Regions from separate parts of the Homo sapiens genome. Here region 2 is linked to region 1. Evidence: chromatin contacts called from ENCODE Hi-C or POLR2A ChIA-PET data. All regions are on one chromosome and are shown on one strand. The core of a region is the stretch at or near the end of the contact, and the rest is flanking DNA. Distances in the headings are between cores, read along the strand shown. Region 1 overlaps SMAD3 (SMAD family member 3). Region 2 holds the start of SKOR1-AS1 (SKOR1 antisense RNA 1).

Region 1 (5,458 bases), core at 1,347-3,846:
GAACCCACTGCTTTAAATGTAGAGGTCCTTCACCTAAAAAGAAGGCAAAGGGTTGCAGAAAAACATTGAGTATATTCTTTGGAAATGTCAAAAAAAGACTATTTCAAAATAAGTTTGTCCGTCTCCCAATTTTGGGGCATCCCGTCTATCTGAGTGCCTCCTATGTACTGGATTCTATACTGTAAAATTAGAATGCTGGCTGAAGGTGATGATAAGCTCATAATATTAATGGCTACTATTTACTAACACTTGTAATATGCTAGGAATTGCAGTCAATCTCAAACATGTTAGAATTCTTTTTTCCTTTTTTTTGAGACGGAGTTTTGCTCTTGTTGCCCAAGCTGGAGTGCGATGGCACAATCTTGGCTCACTGCAAACTCCTCCTCCTGGGTTCAAGCGATTCTCCTGCCTTAGCCTCCCGAGTAGCTGGGATTACGGGCGTGTGCCACCACACCTGACTAATTTTTTGTATTTTCAGTAGAAACGGAATTTCACCATGTTTTAGCTAGGCTGGTCTCAAACTCCTGACCTCAGGTGATCCACCCGCCTCGGCCTCCCAAAGTGCTGGGATTACAGGTGTGAGCCACTGCGCCTGGCTGATTTTTTTTTTTTTTTTTTTTTTTGAGACAGGGTCTCACTCTGTTGCCCAGGCTAGAGTACAGTGGCGAGTTCACTGCAGACTTTAACTCCTGGCTCAAGCAACCTTACACTGCAGCCTCCCGAGTAGCTGAGACCACAGGCTCACACCACCATGCCCAGCTAATATTTTTAATTTTTTGTAGAGATGAGATCTTGTTATGTTCTTGTTATGCTGGCCAGTCTGGTCTCAAACTTCTGGCCTCAAGCGATCCTCCCACCTCAGCCTCCCAAAGTACTGGGATTACAGGCATGAGCCACCATGCCCGGACGCAAGTATTTAAAACAAATTCACTGAGATATTTTATCCCTGTTTTACAGATGAAGAAACTGAGGACTTAGAATGTTTAAGTCCTTGTCTGAAGTCCCATAACTTACAAGTGGTGGGGCCAGGATTTGAACCCTGGTCTGTAGGATCCCAAAGCCCTATTCCTTACCACCCTACATAGGGACCACAGGGAACATCATTGCTCTGTGAAAAAAACCTATCCTTGTCTATGGAGTGATTACTTTCCTAAGAAAGTCAGGTAAGTCCTGGCTTGAAAACAAGTTTAAGAGCCAGCTCAGCTCTTAGCTAGATGCAAGACCCTCAGCATCCCCTCACCTCTCTGGACCTCAGTATTTTGGGCAATGAAACTAGTATATCATTTCCTGTGACCTCTTTTGGCTCTAACAAATGGCCAAAAAACCCAAGAGATCACCAGCTCCATAAATCCCCCGATAGGAAATGGGCCAAAGGATTACCGTACGGAAAGCAGTCCTGACTTGCTCATTCCCAAACTCTGGTGAGGAAACCAAGAGAAACCAGCCACCACCCACAGCTGACAGGGTCTGGGGGGAACAGCAAAAGAGCTGACCCGCACAGTACCCCCAGGCTAACTGAAGAGTCCCTGAAGCCTACAGATCAATTTCTCTTTTCTAAGAAGGAAAGGGGAGTATAACCTTCAGTTTCCTCATGTGTAAAATGAAAAGGTTTCATCTGTTCATTCTTCTAAGTGGTCAACTTAACCTCTGTAGGACTCAGCTTCCTCATCTACAAAATGGGGACATATGTCCGGACCTTAGACCAGTGCTACCCAATAGAATTTTTGGTGGTGATGAAAACGTGCTGCTCTATATGAGCTGATCTGATGGCCACTAGCCTACCCGTGCACTTGAAATGCGGCTGGTGTGACTGAGGGACAGCATTTGTAATTGTATTTAATTTTAATGACCCAACATTTAAATAGCCACATGAGGGTGGTGGATAGGTATCGGACAATATAGCCTTAGACTGTAGTGGCAGGAATGAAATCAGATGGCATTTGTAAACTGCCTAGCACAGTGGTGGGACACAAAGTTCTGGAGGAAAAACATGCATGAATATGCAGAGGTCCTATCAGTAGAGATTTTTTTTTAAGCAAAATTTCCTCATATCAAGAAATGGAGGCACTAGAAGCTGACAAGCACATACATGGATGTGTTAGAAAGACCCAGAGAAATCAGGCATACTGTAGAAACCATTCTCTCGGTGTATAGACTAAATGGCTGAAGGTCTGTTTTGTTTTCTTCACAAATGTTCTTGTCAGAAGATAAAAGAGAGCCGTTTTCAGCAAATCTAGGTTTTTATAACCCTAAACGCCCAGTACAAACTGCCCCAAGAGCAAGCTCTCTCTTCAACAAAACCTCCCGTCCTCCCAGGCAGCCACCCCCCGCCCATCTGCAGCCCTCCCCGGGGCCTCTGGGAGCTGCCCACCCAGAACGGAGTGCAACTGACATGTGGGGCACACCCTGCCAGGCACAGTCACTCGTGGGGGGAGAGCCACCCACGATGCCCTCAGGACCCACAAGGCCGGCTGGCAGTGGCCTGTGTCAGGAGTGCCCACCGGCACCCGCTGGCAGCCAGCCTGCGTCACAGCCCAACAGGAAACGAGGAGAAGAGAACACTGGGGCCGCGTGGAAATCCCCACTGGGCTCCACGCCGGAGGGTGACTCAGCGGGGCTGGCCAGCAAGCTGCCTCCCACCCCTCAGCCAGGACAGGGCGGGGGCTGCAGGAAACAGGCCTCCCGCCTCTCTGCAAAGGCTAAGAAGTACACATTCTTACATATTATTATGTTACAGATACAATCATGCCCTGCCTGAAAACATGCAAGACAAAGTCCCAACATATGAGATGGGGATTCAAGGTCCTTTTATAACAGAAAACGCACTTTCTCTAAGCAGGGGTGTCCGGTGTTTTGGCTTCCCTGGGCCACGATGGAAGAGTCGTCATCTTGGGCCACACATAAAATACGCTAACTAACGATAGCTGATGAGCTAAAAAATAATCGCAAAAAAAAAATCTTACAATGTTTTCAGAAAGTTTATGAATTTGTGTTGGGCTGCATTCAAAGCTCTCCTGGGCTACATGCGGCCCACGGGCCAGAGGGTGGACAAGCTTGCTCTAAAGGAAAGTCTTAGTTCAAGTCCTGGAGCAGCCATGAAGCTTGAAAAATTCCCTTCCCAATTTCCCAGGCCCAATTTCTTACCTGGTAGGGCCAGGGTGAGATTCCCACACTCTCCACGGAGTGTTCCCAGGCAACACCATTGCACAGTGCCTCTGCCCTCCTCGCAGCTAGCCCATCTGCCCTTCTAGACCACCCCACAGCACTTAGCAGTCTTAGATTATGGCGTTCATCATCCTAAACACAGACATTTTACCAGGCCTCCCACTCAGATACTGTCACCAGGACAGAGGCCATGCCTTACATCTCCAAAGTGAGTTTGATACATACAGGGGGTTTTAAAAATTATCCATCTATTGATCCAAAGAAACAGCATGGCATGTGTATAAGACTTGTTATCCTTGATACCCCTCCCCAACTCCAGGTCATGGCAGGGCTGCCTGAGCTGCCACAGGCTCTTATCACCTCTGTTCCCCACATCACGTTAAGCAGCCCAGGGCAAAGTCTGTCCCACACTGTTCCTCTTTTTCCCATAAAGTACCCAGTGTACTCCAGGGACTTACGGCTAGCAAAAGAAACAACAAGCAAGAAAGTGGGGAGGTCCTAGAAATCCACTCCTAGTGAGTTGCAAGAGGCTTACTAAACCCAGAGTCTTGGCCAGGGACAGTGGCTCACGCCTTTAATCCCAGCACTTTGGGAGGCCAAGGTGGGCAGATCGCTTGAGCTCAGGAGTTTGAGACCAGCCTGGGCAACACGGTGAAACCCCACCTCCACAAAATATACAAAAAATAGCCAGGCGTGGTAGCGTGTGCCTATAATCCCAGCTACCTGAGGGGCTGAGGCAGGAGGATTGCTTGAGCCTGGGAGGTCAAGGCTGCAGTGAGCTGTGATCGCACCACTGCACTCCAGCTTGGGTGACAAAGCGAGACTCTGTCTCCAAAAAAAAAATTCAAAGTCTTTACCCCTTGAAGTTACTAGAAAAATCCAACCTATGTTATTTCACTTTAAAAATATCAACTTGCTATGACTTTTTCCTTTCAGAAGCTCTCTTGGGCAATTCTACCTTTGGACTATAAGCTTCTTACAAAATAATTCATTTTTCCCATTCCCGAGTGTGTGCGGGTCTGAATTTTATGAATGTCTTTGGCAAGTCTGAGATAATTCAGCCAGGGTTCCATCCATCTGCTTCATAGACAGTTCCACTCACTTGGCCTCTGAAAGCACTCCATGCGCTCCCCACCCACGGTCAGCCCTTACCCAGGTCCCTCTCTGGCTCCCACTCTGTGGCACCCCCACCCCCGCCATGGCCCCAGCACAGCTGTGTGGCAAGAATAACCCAGCTCTCTGTGTCTACTGCCCACCTCCCATTGACTATGGGCCTCCCTGCAATGGGCTTCAGCCCCAACACTCCATCATGACTGCCCTTGCTAAGGTCACCTAGTGGCCTCCAGGTTACAGAATCTAAAACACATGGTTTTCAGGCCTTACCATTCTGGGTTCTCTGCAACATCTAGCACTGCTGCTCCTTTCCTCTTGCTGCAGGGTCTCGTCACTCACCTTCAATGTCACTGTGCACCATCTTGCTTTTCCTCTGTCTCTCCCTGCATTCCCTAAATGGGGCTGTTCTTCAGGTGCAGGTCTGGACCTTCTCATTCTACGCTCATATCCTCCCCAGCCCGGCCTCATCCATACAATGATGACTCACAAATGTATATCTCAGCTCAGACCTCTCCCCCAAACTCCACGCTCATCTATCCAGCTCCTTGGCCTGTGCTCCTGCTAATAGGTGCTCCGTAAATGTTTGTTGGTACACACCAACAGTTAACAAGCACCTGCTTGTGCATGATTCTGTGCTAGGTACAACAGGGGATGCATGTCCCTGAGCTCAAGGGACACAAAGAGGAAAAGTTAGGCAACATCAGAGAAAAGGCAGACCTCACCTGGCTTGGGTTCCCAAGGAAGGCACCATGGCAAAGACAGCATTTGGGTTGTGTCTTGAAAGACAGCTCAGAAACCAGCATTTTATCCTGCACAATGGGATGTTCACGACTCAGGACACCCACATCACATTGAGAGACTGTGAAGCCTTACCTAGCTATTTTAAACTGGTGTTTTGTGTTCCCATGCTGGATGAAAACCTCCTAGAGAAAGGCATTTTTTCTAAGCAGAGCTCCTTCCAGCGCCTTCCGTGACAATAGTGATCTCTTTACATCTCCCCTCACCCGATTCTAGTCTGGTATAAAAATGACACACCTTTGGACCCAAGTCTGCTGGCCCCAGTCCTGATCTTACTCTACAATGAGTTATTATCTTTTTGGAAAATATCAAAGCCCACCAGAAATCAAACAAAACAAGAACTTCTACTTAGTAGCAGAAAATACATGAGATCTGCTTTATC
Region 2 (5,458 bases), core at 1,272-3,771, 720 kb before region 1:
AGGTGGTTGCAAGGTCCTCTGCCTGGATCTCGGTCCCCGTCCCCTCAGCGCTGCCGCCGTTATCATCAATGACAGCTCCAATGTCACCTTCTCTCTTGCCCCACTGAAGTGGCCATCATCCCCCAGGCACTTTCTATGCCACACTTTCACAGCACACGTCTCGGCATCCAGAGGGCTCTTTCATGTCTGCCTGGCTCCCCTGCTGGAACCGAGCTCCATGACCATAGCAACCCTGCCCACTCACGCATCCCTGAAGCCCGGGTGCTGACACCACAGATGTTCAATATTTGTTGAAGGAATGGAAGTAGGAAGGAAAGTCTGAGCTGGTCAGGGCTTCTGGAGTAACTCTAACAAGGAAAGCGGAGGCTGCACTTGTGGTCTCAAATCTTTTCCAAACTCCACTGCGTAAAAAAAAAAAAAAAAAAAAAAAAAAAAAGTCTTTGAAACCAGACTCGCATCCAAATCCCAACTACTTTAACCAGTGGCAGGATCACTGGAGCAGATGGTTTAACCTCCCAGAGCCTGTTTGCTAAACTGCAAAATGGGGGAAATGATACCATTTAGGTTAAGCGCCTGGCTCTTTCTAAATGTTGGCTCAAACGGTGGTGACCCTTCCCAGACTTCCACCACTACTGGAAGTTTGCGTCCCAAAGCAGACACCCTCATCGCCTTGGCTCCGAATGCAGAGAGCTAGTTCCGAGAAGCCGAGGGGAAGCTGAAGGCGCGCCCTGGCCAACCCTCCCCACGATCCCCCGCCGCAACCCCTGTCGGCCCCTTCCAGCCCACAGTGGGTGGCCCCAGGCCTCGCTAGGGTCACGTCTCTCGGGTCCCCGCGCAGGGAAGGGTCCAACCAGCGACTCGCAACCTTTTCGGGGTCCCGAGTCCAACACCCGTGGGAATCCCATGGGCACCATGGCCCCTCGCTCCAAAAATGCTTTCGCGTCGCGCAGACACTGCTCGGTAGTTTCGGGGATCAGCGTTTGAGTAAGAGCCCGCGTCTGAACCCTCCGCGCCGCCCCGGCCCCAGTGGAAAGACGCGCAGGCAAAACGCACCACGTGACGGAGCGTGACCGCGCGCCGAGCGCGCGCCAAGGTCGGGCAGGAAGAGGGCCTATTTCCCATGATTCCTTCATATTTGCATATACGATACAAGGCTGTTAGAGAGATAATTAGAATTAATTTGACTGTAAACACAAAGATATTAGTACAAAATACGTGACGTAGAAAGTAATAATTTCTTGGGTAGTTTGCAGTTTTAAAATTATGTTTTAAAATGGACTATCATATGCTTACCGTAACTTGAAAGTATTTCGATTTCTTGGCTTTATATATCTTGTGGAAAGGACGAAACACCGTGCTCGCTTCGGCAGCACATATACTAAAATTGGAACGATACAGAGAAGATTAGCATGGCCCCTGCGCAAGGATGACACGCAAATTCGTGAAGCGTTCCATATTTTTACATCAGGTTGTTTTTCTGTTTTTACATCAGGTTGTTTTTCTGTTTGGTTTTTTTTTTACACCACGTTTATACGCCGGTGCACGGTTTACCACTGAAAACACCTTTCATCTACAGGTGATATCTTTTAACACAAATAAAATGTAGTAGTCCTAGGAGACGGAATAGAAGGAGGTGGGGCCTAGGCAGATTCATCTCTGCGGTGCATTTTGCCTCTGGCCCTCGGGCCCTAGTTTGCGATCTTTCCCATCTTGCCTCTGCTTCCCTCTGCACAATCCTGAGTATTGCAGTACCTTACACTTAAGGAAATTTCGTCTTGCCAAAGTTGATCCATTTCAGCTCCGAAACATAACAGGAACTAGTGCAACGATAAACGTATGAGGAACTTGCAATAAGAGTGACAGAATCCTTTGAATCAAAAAAAAAAAAAAAGCCACCACTTAATGAGTATCTACCATATGTCAAGGGCTTCACCAATATTTCATTGAAATATTCCAGACCAAATAAATAAATAATAAAAGAAAAAAAGAAAAGGGGGAGGGGGCAGAAAAATAAAATAATGTTTAAAAAATTCCTGACAGCCCCACCCTGTGGGTTTTACTGTTTTACTGTCATCATTTTACACCAATCACTGAGAGGTAAAGCCTGATAAGACTTACAGAGGCACAGACCCTGAAAAGATCGGGACCCAGGTCTCAGGTAATTGAGTTACAAAAACACAGTCCCGAGTGGTAAGACAAAGAGGAAACAAAGTCCAACCACGTTCAGATTTCCTGCGATGACTTAGGCAATGTTTTCTGAAATATCTTTCCAACAGAAAAATGGTGCAACTGCTTTGCTAGTGCTTCAGCATGCACGTGGGCCCTGCGGCCACTGGGACCTCAGTCGATCTGCCGGGAGCGGCCGCACAGCTCCCAGCCTCCAGGCGCGCCGCAGGAGGACTGTTAGGCTCGAAGCCCCGGAGCCACCCAGGGACAGCGGCGGGTACTCTACCAGCGGGCGCTGGGAGCTGCCGGGCAGCATTCCATTCAGGACTCATTCCTTTTCTCTTCAGTGGAAGTGAAATGATCCTTTCCAGGTAACAGCCGAGCATAGGGGACTGCGGGACATCTCCGCCTCTTCCTTGGCTCTGGGCCTTCGATGTAAGGCGTTAGAGGACAATCTTTGTTGGCTGGATTTCTGTTCTTCCCCTAGAGATATCTGGTTCTTTGGAGGCCACTTGGGCAATTGGGTGAGTAGTTTTAAATGTCTCCCTTGGGATGCCAAATAAGAAAACGACCAATGTCGATGTGGCTCCCTCTCTTTCAGCACAGACAACCCATCAGACTGGAATATTATTAGTCTACGTATGTGGAAGGGGGTGTTATGGGGAGTAAAATAGAATCCAAGAGTGAAGGACTTGGCCCAAAAAGGACTGTTGAGATTGTTCTAAAGAAACTGGTCGGGCGCAGTGGCTCACGCCTGTAATCCTAGTACTTTGGGAGGCTGAGCTGGGAGGATACCGAGGTCAGGGGTTCGAGACCAGTCTGGCCAACAAGGTGAAGCCCTGTCGCTACTTAAAAGAAAAGAAAAGATTAGAACAGAAATTAGGAAAAAGACAGGCAGTTCCTAGCCCCAGAAAATCCAGAGACCTGGCTGACTTCCTTTCCTCTGCACTAACCTGCTGAGGGAACTTGGGCAAGTCTTCGCCTCTTTGGACACATAGAGTCAATGCATTGGCGTTGCAGGATGCCCTTCCAACCTCTGTGCTTCTAGATTCTTATGAATGTGTCTCCAGAAACTCAATAGTCCATGCATTGGCGTTGCAGGATGCCCTTCCAACCTCTGTGCTTGTAGATTCTTATGAATGTGTCTTCAGAAAGCTCAATAGTCCAGGCTTGAAAAAGCACCGGTTTGTCCTCCTTTCTGGGCCCCCTTTCTGGGCCCCTGGAGGAGAGGAGGGTGATGGACTGGGGTACATTTTGGGACTCTAAAAGCATTCCTGGCTTGAGTCTCAGGAAAGTGAATTCAGAGGGAGTTGTAATCTTTGCAAACACCAATACAATAGCACTTCTTGTATGCCAGGAGCTGTTCTCAGTGCTTTACATATATTAACAGAAAACAGTTCTATGAAGTAGGTACTGTTAATCTCCCTATGTTATAGATGAGGAAGCTAAGGCACAGAGAGATTCAACAACTTGCCCAATGTCACTCATCAATGACAGGGCAGCATTGAGACCTCAGTAAATCTGGCTCCAGAGTTTGTGCTCTTAGCCAAGCATCTGAGGATGGAGAGAGGAGATGAGGCTGTTTAGAATTCATGGGAAGAGCATGCAGATCCAGTTCTGCTTTTGTTGGTGTTCTGAATTCAAGGCAGGAGTCACATGTTTGCAACGGATCAAGGCTTTAGAGCAGGGTAGCTACGAATGGGTGGACCTGTGTGCCAGTGACCTGGAAAAGTATGACGGAGTGAAGGAATACCCCCTTTAGGACACAGTTGGAACAGGAACAAAGTTTTCCTTTTCTAGGTTAACAATCACTTACCTGATACCTGCTCCCAAAACGAATCCTATTGATGAAGGATCTTCTTTCTGAGCAGTAAACCTGTGTTTAATTAACCTTATGCAAATGAGCTTAATTGCTTATCAGTGGCTGTTGTCCAGAAGCACCTAGGGATTCCTTCCCTCAGACATTTTCAGCACCTAGATGAACCGCAAAGTTGGAAGCCTTTCATCTACACATGTGTTGTGTGCCTGTGGAGCCCTGGGCCCTGTGTTGAAGATTGCAAGGAAAAGCAAGGTGTGACCCCTGCTGTGGACTTACTTTCAGTCTTAGGGCAACAGACACTTACAACCAAGAATAACAAAGGGAGGTGAGTGCCCTGCTAGCCTCATGAACCGAGTGCCACTAGAACACAGAGTCACCTGTGCTCCAGGAGTTAAGGGGTCTTCTAAGTGGTGCTTTTGCACACAGGTTACCCTGATTTGCAGAGGAAATGGAGATGGGAAGGGACTTACTGCTTTCTCCCGTGGGGGTGAAAAATAAACCCACTTGATGCTGTCTCCAACGGCGGCTCCAACTTTGCTCAGTCTCTCACTCTGGATTTGCCAGAACAGGTGGGGATAGAGATCATCTTCCCACTGCGGATCCCAAGAGGGGCCCCGGCTTCCGTTCACTCTTGTCCCTTACCCCAGACCTGGGACTCCAGAGCCAGACCTCCTGTAGGCACCGCTGGGGACCAGGCCAAACCAAACACTCCAGGAGAACAGCCCACAGGATATTCTGTGTTCAACTGCCTCCTCCAACTTCCAGGCCCCACTTTTTCTCCCTGGGACCCCAGGCACCCTGGTCTGGGCCTTCGGGCGTTGGCTGTAATGCTTAAAATCTGTCGCAAGGTGGCAACATTGTGGCGAGAAATAGACTTTTTTTAAATCCTGGGTTTTTTTTTTCAAAGCATATTTTCCCTATTAATGTTTCATTTAACTTAATTAGAATCTGGTAAACTAATTAAAGTAGCTACGAGCCCCGCAATCAGCAATAATTAGTATAATTATTGATAATTACATCCATACCAATCGTTTGGTTATTAACATTTTTGGGGGGAACAAACCACTTCTGAAGGGACGCGAAGCCCGGGAGGGTTTTTGCGACTGAGCTTTCTGGGTCGGATCCGCCTACGACTCCAGTCCGCAGAGATTCCTGCCCAGATGGGGCGTCCCTTCCGGAGGGCCCCAGCTGCCTAGGAGCTTTTCCACTTTGGGGGGAGTTGGGAAGGAAGGGTGGGAAGGAGCATTTGCCTGGCTCCTCTGTCGAGCCGCAGCCACGGAACTTCCTGCCTGGGTGGTAATGGTGATGCCCATTTTACAGAGAAGAAAAGTGCAGCTTCCAAAGGTGCAATCCGCGGTGGGGAAAGGGGCCGGCAAACTCCCACACCCGCGCTGTCCCGCCCCGTCGCAGTTCCGCGGGCCCTGGCGCGGCCTGGAGACTCCAGTCTCTTCCTCTCTGGACCTCAGTTTCGCC

Evidence for each region. A loop is a pair of places that touch in the nucleus more often than their neighbours do. ChIA-PET counts read pairs that join two places held with the same protein, here RNA polymerase II (POLR2A). Pooled maps may share reads with other maps.
Region 2: a map of PC-9 shows a loop between it and region 1 (7-fold over the local background). The contact joins the promoter of SKOR1-AS1 here to the enhancer-like site in region 1. A Hi-C loop is called at or near these places in 1 of 168 maps with a recorded cell type or tissue (PC-9), 1 of 37 single-sample maps with no recorded cell type and 4 of 50 pooled maps. POLR2A ChIA-PET finds 5 or more read pairs at or near these places in 1 of 52 experiments (Panc1).

What each region holds. Positions count from the first base shown.
Region 1 is chr15:67,118,354-67,123,811 of GRCh38, reverse strand. The region is part of intron 1 of SMAD3 (SMAD family member 3); the gene reads right to left. Among named protein-coding and RNA genes, the nearest start is that of SMAD3-AS1, 26 kb to the left of the region's middle. RefSeq lists enhancers at 2,438-2,877, 2,856-3,713. Within about 2 kb of position 2,596, at least 36 of the 41 ENCODE cell types and tissues checked have a DNase peak (open chromatin) inside an H3K27ac peak, as active enhancers do.
Region 2 is chr15:67,835,942-67,841,399 of GRCh38, reverse strand. SKOR1-AS1 (SKOR1 antisense RNA 1) reads left to right here and starts at 2,521. Exons shown (of 3, transcript NR_120345.1): 1 at 2,521-2,690; 2 at 3,967-4,310. It overlaps RNU6-1 (RNA, U6 small nuclear 1), which reads left to right and starts at 1,355; the gene lies at 1,355-1,461. RefSeq lists enhancers at 1-464, 960-1,009, 465-1,417, 4,041-4,571.